2 separate regions of the Homo sapiens genome follow, and region 1 is linked to region 2. The links are chromatin contacts, found by Hi-C in ENCODE. All regions are on one chromosome and are shown on one strand. The core of a region is the stretch at or near the end of the contact, and the rest is flanking DNA. Distances in the headings are between cores, read along the strand shown. Region 1 holds the start of CENPW (centromere protein W). Region 2 holds the start of HDDC2 (HD domain containing 2).

Region 1 (4,514 bases), core at 1,678-4,177, 1.0 Mb after region 2:
AAGCCCTTATCTCTTAATATCAGCACATTATGATTAGATTTCAACATATGAATTTTGGGGGGACAAAAACATCTGGACCATTGAAGATATTAAGGAGACTAACACGGTGGAGAGTGAGTTGCTCCATTGTAGAAGGTAAGTAAGTTAATTATGTATTTGTAAGTGCATGTGCATTTGTAGGGGGGCAGGTAAGGCCTCAGGTCATTATAGGGACTTTGTTTTTTGATTTTAAAGGAGAGAGGAAACAACTAGTGAGTCCTGAAATGACATAATCTGAATTAAATTTAGCTCTTCTGTTGAGAAAGAATAGAAACAGATTGAGACACTCTCAGGAGGATGTTGCAATAAGCCATGTGAATGATCGTGTCCAGGCCAAGTGTAGTAGCAGTGGAAGTGGTGAGATGTGATCAGATACTGCAAGGAGAACTGACAGGATTTGCTGAAAGATTGAATATGGGGTGAGATAAAGAGAGGCGCTAAGGCCGATTCCAAGATTTTGGCTTAAGTAATTGGAAGGTTGGAAGTGCTAGCACATAAGATAGGTAAGAGACTGGGAGAAACATGTTTGGGGAGCAAGGGCAGATCAAGCCCTAATTTTTGACATGGTGTTAGGATGACTTTTAGAATTCTAATCCATCAGAGAAATGGATATACATGCCTGAAGTTTAGGGGAGAATCAGCTGGAGATGTAAATTTGGTATTTAAAACCTTTATACTGGAGAAGATCACATGGGGTATGAATGTAGATAGAGGAGAAATCTCAGGATGTGGTTGTGGGGTACTCTAAAATTTAGAGATCAAAAAGAAAAGGAAGAACCAGAAAAGGAGACTGAGGTGCTATCAAGTACAAAGAAAAACAAAAGAGAATCATATCCAATTAAATATGTTGTTTTATGGAAGGAAAAATCATGAAACTCAACAAATACTTCTGGTTTGATGAATAAACTGAAGCCTGAAAATTGGCCATAGGATTTGCAACTATGATGCTATTGGTCACGTTGGCCAAAACAATTTTGGTGAAGAGATAGCTAGAAAAGTCTGATTGTACTGGATTTAACAGAGAATAAGCGAAGAGTATTTGGAGACACTGAATTTAGCCAACGGTTTCTAGTTTTGTTTTGTTCTGTAGAAGGACAACAGCAAAAGGTAGGATTAAGAGAGGGTTTTCAAAAGCCTGGAGATATTATAAGCTGTGTGGGTGCTGATGGAAAAAAATTGGCAAAGAAGGAAAATTCATGAAGCAGAGGAGCAAGGAGAATTGCTACAGAAATGTCCTTAAGAAAGGGGAAAGGGCTTGATCTCGGGCACAAGTGGAGTAGTTGGCATCTCATCCATGGGAGCAGGTGGAGACTGATGGATAGATGGGGTGGTGAAAGCATACAGAAAGTCTCCATGGATTTTTTTAAATTTTATTTTGTTGTTGAAGCAATGTCATCACTGGAGATTGAGAATGGGGTAGGTAAGAAATAGAAGGCATGACATAGCTATGTAAGAGAATGAGTAAATGAATGAATGGCTTTAGGAAATATCAAAGGATTGTAGCAGTACTTAGAGCCCACATGAGTGGTCATGAATTTGAATTGAGATCAGACATATACCTGTGAGTGTTGTTTTCTTATGCCAATATTAATACACAGATACAAGTGTTGAATAGATTGAGATTTTAACTTAAGCAGAGTTGGAATATTGCCAGGTTAGTGTGAGGATAAAAGAGAATGGCTATAAAGTTGTGGAGAAATACAGGGCAGTATTATGATGATCGATGCATAATGGACTACAGGAGGGAAGATAAGGCATAGAGTGGGGTGGCAGAGCTGGGGGGTGTGGTGAGAGGAACTGAAAAAGATAGGACAGTAGTCCCAGTAGCATCGAAGAATTGTTGGAGGGAGTAAATTCAAAAGATAGAAGATACGGTTGAAGAGAGACAACTAAATTGAAAGTGGCAGATCAAACCGAAGGTAAAGGTATTTAGTAATGACACCGCCTAGGGTATGACCACATGCATGAATAACTCAAGGGTGTAGAAGATGACTGGCAGAGAGGAGGTCTCAGAAATGGGAGGCCAGATAGTAGAAGGATCACTTGTGTGCGTGAGATCACAATAACATAATATTGAAATCTCAATAGAGATAGTATTAGAGATAATTATAATTAAAATCACAGCGGATCTCAAAGATTGGTCTGCAGACTAGCAAATGCCAATGTCCCTGACTTGTTAGAATTGCAAATTTTGAGTATCTCCTAGATCTAGTGAATGAGAAACTGGGAGCTGGGCCCTGCGAACAGTAGTTTAACAAGTCCCCCAGGTGATTTTGATGCACATTAAGGTTTGATAACTATTAATACTTCTATAATAGCACAGATAATAGAGAAATTAACAGCTTGAAGAAATAACAAAAAGTTCAGTGAGTTAGCATGAAACTATACCTGAAAGTTATTGCAAGGTTAAGTGAGAGGAACCTTAAAATTAAAGGGAGCAGCATTTGTAAAGAAAAGCTAGAATCATGAAAAGACCTAAGATAAGATCAAATGAAATTACGTAGAAGTGTAAAATTCTTAACTGTTAGTATCTGAAAATCATGCATTCCTTGCTAGGAAGGCATGGCATTAGTGCTGTCGGAATCCTGATAAAACATCACAAACTTCTGTTCGTTGGTATTAGGGACAGTATAGAGTGAGTGCTTGAAGAACTGCCTTGGCTTACCAATCTCTCTCTCCACAACTTCCAATCATCTCTAGGGAACCTAGCAGAAACACTTCCACAGAGCAAAAGTTATAATACAGAAAGTGATGAAAGGAGGACGCAGGCTCTCAATGACGTCAGGTATTCCCGGGACCCGCCCACCGTGGGCGTTTTCCACCTACAGGCAGGCGTCTCCGGGGGCGGGGCTTGCTCAGGGTTAACGTCACTACTGAGCGCCGGGCGCGTTCCGTTGGCGGCGGATTCGAACGTTCGGACTGAGGTTTTTCTGCCTGAAGAAGCGTCATACGGACCGGATTGTTTTCGCTGGCCCAGTGTCCCCGGAGCTTGTGTGCGATACAGAGAGCACCTCGGAAGCTGAGGCAGCTGGTACTTGACAGAGAGGATGGCGCTGTCGACCATAGTCTCCCAGAGGAAGCAGATAAAGCGGAAGGCTCCCCGTGGCTTTCTAAAGCGAGTCTTCAAGCGAAAGAAGCCTCAACTTCGTCTGGAGAAAAGTGGTGACTTATTGGTGAGATTCCATCCCTTCTCGGGCTGGGAATGGGGCACGGGAGAGGTAAGGGCAATAACCTTAAGCCTTTGTTTTTCCGCCCCGAGCCAATTTATAGCTCTTTCAGGCCCCTGTTTAAGGCAGTTCCAACAATGACAGGGAACGTATGCCCCACCCTGGCATGTCAGTTCATATTCCTGGCGCTCAGTTGTACCGGGCCGCGCCGAAAAGTAAATATCTGGATCTTTTTAAAGGGAGACTGTTAGTCACATGAGCTTAACGTACAGTTACTGCTTACAGTTTTAAATATTGCTGTTTAGGAACACAATCTGGCACCGTGATTAATGTACTTGCAAAGGGTATGAAAGAATCACCCTTTAAAAAATAGATTTTGGAATTCAGTCTGGGTCATTTTTATTTAGCTATTGTAAAAGGCATTGCTCACATGCCTTTTAAGGGCCTCCCTTCTTGCCTCCCTCCCTGTCTCCTCTTTCCTCCCTTGGCTCCCTCCGTCTCTCCTCTATTTACGCATTTAACCAAACATTGCCTTATTTCCTCTAGGTGAGGGTGCTTACTAAAGGACCCTGATGGGAAAGTTTATTTGTAGGAAGAGTCCTCTCAACTGTTAATTCATTTCGCTAGACAAGTAATAGAACACCTAGTCAGTTTTTAAGCTAGACTACTAAAGCCTGCTTATCTGACCCATAATACCTGAAGCATAATGTTCTCCTAATAAGAAGCCCCAATCAAACCACTGTATAATAATGTTTCTGTCTTGAAATAAATTCAGTTTGTGTGTTGAATACCTGGAACACATATTCCTCTGGCACAATGAACACTATTTCTCTAGGTTTAAACCACTGGAGGCATGTTCGGTAGCTTGTCCTTGGCTCTTTGAGTAAAGGAGCCATTATAAATGGACACATAATTTCCAGGAGATCAAGGTACAGAATTGTGGATAATAAGAGCATACTGCATGAATCATCCTAGCTGTTCTTAAACGACATTGGTTTTTCTACCTCCTCTTTACTCTTTTGCTTCCTGGACTTCTCCACTGCCACCCCATCTGTTGCTTCCTTTTCTAAACTACTATAGAATTATCGCCCCTTTCCCCTTATTTGGTCTCTGAAGCCAAAACACAACAAAAACACATTTTCCCCCAGAAAAGTATTACTTCTATCTTCTGCCCTTATTTTTGTTACTTTCTTAAATCTTGTAAGAAGAGGCAATACAGGCTGTCTTGTGCCCCGACCCCAATTAACTATCCCATGCTGGTGATAGAGGTGGCACAAATGAACGGAATTCAAATGAAATTCACTTGCA
Region 2 (4,507 bases), core at 1,026-3,525:
ATTTGCCAAAAACCTCCTCAGTTCCACTTCATCTGCTGAGTAACAGAGGACTCCTCAGGCTTCCCAAATGAACTCTTTGCTGCAGTCAAGTTGATTAATTTCTCATTTGCAAAATACTCCTTTACTTTCCTACACTCAGGGCTTTGGTTTATCTGCCCTTCTCTCTGCATGCAGTGACTTCTCCTACCTCTCTGGCTACGTTAACCCTTTTGAGCTCAACTCAGATTGCACCTCCTCCATTAAGATCAACCAAGAACAGGTGATCTCCCCTGCTCTTACAATACTTAACATTTTCGACCATAACTTACATTTCACTTCTTACAGAAGCTATTTTGGGCCTGCGTAATTCACTTGGGATTTATTTACTCTCTTACATGCTAGTAAACTTTTGTTCTGTGCTCAAAAAGCATTTTAACACTTGTCGATTAAATGAAGGGGGAGAAGATACCTCTTTCTCAGCTATGTCTTGCACACACAACTCCAAAAGGAAGCCTCACGAATGGATACTACTATCCATAAAAGGCACTAGGAAAGAGCACACAGTGTACTAATACAATGCTAGAATTTTAGACATAACACACTCACCTTCAAGGCCCCAATATCACACTTAAGTTTCCCCTGATACCCTAGGCAGGCTCTATCACTTGCCAACAGAAACCCCAGATTGCAGTTTACAACAACTGAGGCAACATAACCCACATCCTAAATTTGTATGGTTTGCTTCAAATAATTTTTCTTGACCTATAAACTAACCTACAAGGATTTGACATGGGTCTCAGTAGTAAAAACGGGTGCACACCCATAGACCAGAATCTCTCACGAGCATCAAAGTCCAGCTCAGCTTACCGGTCTTTGTTAAGACGGTCATCTTTGATCACCATAGCCATAACTGCCATCCGGTACATGTGATCTGAAACGCTCTCCGGCCTCTGGACATTTCTGTATACCCAGCCAGTTCGTGGGACTCTCTGATAAATATGAAGAAGAAAAAGAAGTTTTAAAGAACAAATATTAACTATCTGCTATGCTCTTCAAGAGATGTCCAGGATATAACACACAGAAGCCGGGTCATAATTTCAGAACCTATTACAAAATGTTTTGCTAAACTAGCTAAAATGATAGACATCTGGAATCAAATGAACTAGAGAGCTCAGAGAATGAAAGGGGTAGAAGACAGAGAGAGATAAGTCACAAAGTCCATTCGTCAAATTATTCTGTTACTGATGTATAATTATGGAACATATGCAAGTCCTTTAAACAAAAACAAAACTGCATTTTTCCGAACAAGAGTTGCGGCTTTTTGCCTTCAAATAATCCTACACAAGCAGAAAACACTGTATTGAAGGGTCTGAACGTGAACGAGTGATAGGCTTCCAAATTCTGAGGCACAAGGGATAAGGGCACTTCTAATTGCTTGATGCTACCAGCCGTGACTCTTCCTTTTATTCACATCATAACTTCATCTTGTGAAACTGCATTTCTTCCTCAGAATTCTACATCTCTAAGGAATGTTATAAATAGTAGTCAGAGTGGCATGAAACGGATAATTTACTTTGAACTTGGGAGAGAGACGGGGAAGACGCACATGATGAAACTCGTGTGTATTACATTAAATCCCGTTTGGGGGGTGGCCGGGAGAAAAGTCTTGTTTCTGGAAGTAACTGTGAGACAGACATAAAAAGCTCCACTTAAAATCTGAGGAGCCGACAGATTCTGTTCTTCCCACCCGTGCTCAGAAGCAGCCGCGCTTTACACACACACACACACACACACGAGTTCTGGGGTCGTGAGCACACACACACACACACACACACACGAGTTCTGGGGTCGTGAGCCCCGGAAAAGCTCAGTGCAGGCAGGGCCAGGCCGGCTGCTCTCCGGGAACTGGCGCGGCTGCAGTGCGGACCTCGCGGCGCCAGGCTCTAGGCTCAGACTCCGGGCCGCCCCAGCTGGCCAGCCTGTCCCGCCGGCTGCTTCCTCCGTCCACCGTCGGCAACGCGCGGCCGCATCCGCAGGACTGGGGCCTTTCCGGAATTCGGCGTGGCGGACGCGGCGCAGGAAGGGCAAAGACCGCCGGCCGAGCGGGGAGGCCGGAAGCTCCGCCGCCCCACAGTCCCGCCCGCTCGGCCGCGGCCTCCCGGCCTGGTGCCCGCTCACCTTGAGCTGCCCTACCAGCCGCAGGAACTGCAGTAGGGACCGAGCCCCGTGGCCCGAGAAGGTCGCAGAGGAGACCGAAGCCATGCGGCCACCGACCCCGGCTGGGCGGAGCAGGCCGCGGCGAAGCTCCTCCCCGTCCTCCTCCTCCTCCCCTTCCCCTTGTCTTTCTTCCCCCTCCTCTTACTCTTCTATCTCTTTCTCCTCCCCCTCTTCTTCTTCCTTCTGCCCCTCTTCCTGCTCCCCCTCTTCCTCCTCCCCTTCCAACTCCTCCTCCTCCTCCCCCACTTCCGCTTTCTCCTCTTCCTCTTCCTCCTGCCCCTCTTCCTCTCTCCCCCTCCTCTTCCTCCTCCTCCTGTTCTTATTCCTCCTCCCCCTCCTCCTCCTGTTCTTATTCCTCCTCCCCCTCCTCCATATTCTCACGGTTTTCTCAGGACCTTCTGTCCAGCCTTCGCCTTCTTGGCCTTGGTGTCCGCTGCTTGGGCATTGCTCCGTCAGTGGCAGACACCTTGCTTGGCACATACTTGACACTCAGTACTCTTTATGAAAAATAAAGCTCTCCTTTCTAAATTTATGAACCTCGTTATTCTTCAGTTGACAGTGTAAAACCATGAAACTGGATGAGGTCACCTGGCAAGAGGGTGTGAATGAAGAAGAAAAGACACCCAAGACCTGAACCCCAACATTTAGGCTTTGTGAGATCAAGAGGGAACAGCCAGTGAGGTAGGAAGAGGATTAGTAGGTAGGATAGTTGTGTCCTGGAAGCCATGTACAAAAATATTTCAAGAAGGAAGGAATATGGTCAACCAAGTCAATGTGAGGACCAAGGTTTGACTTCCAGACTTAGTAAATTCAATATTATTGGTTACCCTGACAAAAGCAGTTTTCAGTGTAGTGGGCCAAGCAGAACCTAGTGAGATAATTCCGAAGAGAATAGGAGCAAGTATTACAGCACATTGGAGATGGGGTTGGGGTGCTGTTAACTAGTGGAGAGATTGTTTCAAAACAGGAGATATTATGTATGTTTACTGATGAAGGGGATCTAGTAGAAAGGGAAACATTGATTATGTAAGAGACAAAGAAGAGAAATATTTGAATGTCGGCCTTGAGTAAGGAAAAATATTCCCATCTGGTGTACAAGATAAAAGATGGGCTTTAGATAGGAATATGGAGAATTCATTCAAATATTGGAGGAGGACAGAGTATAGGGTGACTAATCAGTCGCACATGTGGTCATGGGAGGTTGTAGAAGTTCTCTTCTGATTGCTTCTATTTTCTCACCAAATTAGGAAGCAAAGTATAGGCTGGGATGTTATAATAACAAACAACCTCCTTATTTCCTGTATCTCAGCAGTTTAACACATCAAAGGTTTATTTCTCTCTCATGCTAAGTGTCTATTGTAGATCAGCTAGAGGATGCTGCTTGCTCTAACCTTACTCAGGGAGCTAGGAGGCTTTCTTTGCTCTCTTTTGCCAAAATTGGAAAAAAGAAAAGTGGCACTCTGGCTCTTAAAGCCTGTCTCTGGAAGTGATATATGACCTTTTGTCTACGTATCATTGGTGAAATAAGTAACACTGCCACGTCTAACTTCAAAGGGGGCCTGTGGAGTGCAATCTTGCTAGGCCTCTGGGAAGAAAGGAGGCTAGAATGTTTGTGAATAGAGGAGGAGGCATTTGAGGTTTAAGGAGTGATATAGTTTGGCTCTGTGACCCCACCCAAATATCATGTCAAACTGTAATCCTCAAAGTTGGAGGAGGGGCCTGGTGGGAGGTGATTGGATCATGGTGGCAGACTTCCCCCTTGCAGTTCTTGTGATAGTGAGTGAGTTCTCATGGGATCTGGTTAATGGTGTGTAGCACTTCCCCCCTTTGCTCTCTTTCTCTTCTGCTCTGCCAGGTGAAGACGATGCCTGCTTCCCCTTCACCTTCTACCATGATTGTGAGTTTCTGCAGCCATGCTTCCTGTACAGCCAATGAAATACCTTTTCTTTATAAATTACCTAGTCTTAAGTAGTTCTTTATAGCAATGCAAGAATGGACTAATACAAGGAGAAAGAAGGCATGAAATAATTTTTTTGAAGACTGGTTCAGCAACAAGATTAAATATGACTAAGAACCAAATAAATGCCAAGGACATTGGGGCTTGTATTAAACGTGGTTAGGATAATGACCTGGAAGCCATTTTTATGATGGTAAGTGGTGCTAAATAAAGGAAATATCAAGCCAGGTGTGGTTTGTGCCTTTATCCCAGCTACTTGGGAGGCTTAGATGGGAGGATCACTTGAGCCCAGAAGTTTGAAGCTGCAGTGAGTTATGATCACTCCAGCTTGGGAAACAGAACCTGTCTCTAAAA

What was found. Hi-C counts contacts between places; a loop is a spot of excess contacts on that map. Pooled maps may share reads with other maps.
Region 1: a loop to region 2 is called in a map of OCI-LY7, with 2.9 times the contacts of the local background. The contact joins the promoter of CENPW here to the promoter of HDDC2 in region 2. A Hi-C loop is called at or near these places in 4 of 168 maps with a recorded cell type or tissue (CD8-positive, alpha-beta T cell, OCI-LY7 and naive thymus-derived CD4-positive, alpha-beta T cell), 4 of 37 single-sample maps with no recorded cell type and 11 of 50 pooled maps.

The regions. Positions count from the first base shown.
Region 1 is chr6:126,337,188-126,341,701 of GRCh38, forward strand. CENPW (centromere protein W) reads left to right here and starts at 2,928. Exons shown (of 3, transcript NM_001012507.4): 1 at 2,928-3,212. The coding sequence starts at 3,087. RefSeq lists enhancers at 2,818-3,087, 3,098-3,147.
Region 2 is chr6:125,299,692-125,304,198 of GRCh38, forward strand. It overlaps HDDC2 (HD domain containing 2), which reads right to left and starts at 2,276. Exons shown (of 6, transcript NM_016063.3): 1 at 2,158-2,276; 2 at 847-968. The coding sequence starts at 2,241. RefSeq lists a silencer at 1,966-2,305 and a cis regulatory region at 3,799-3,979.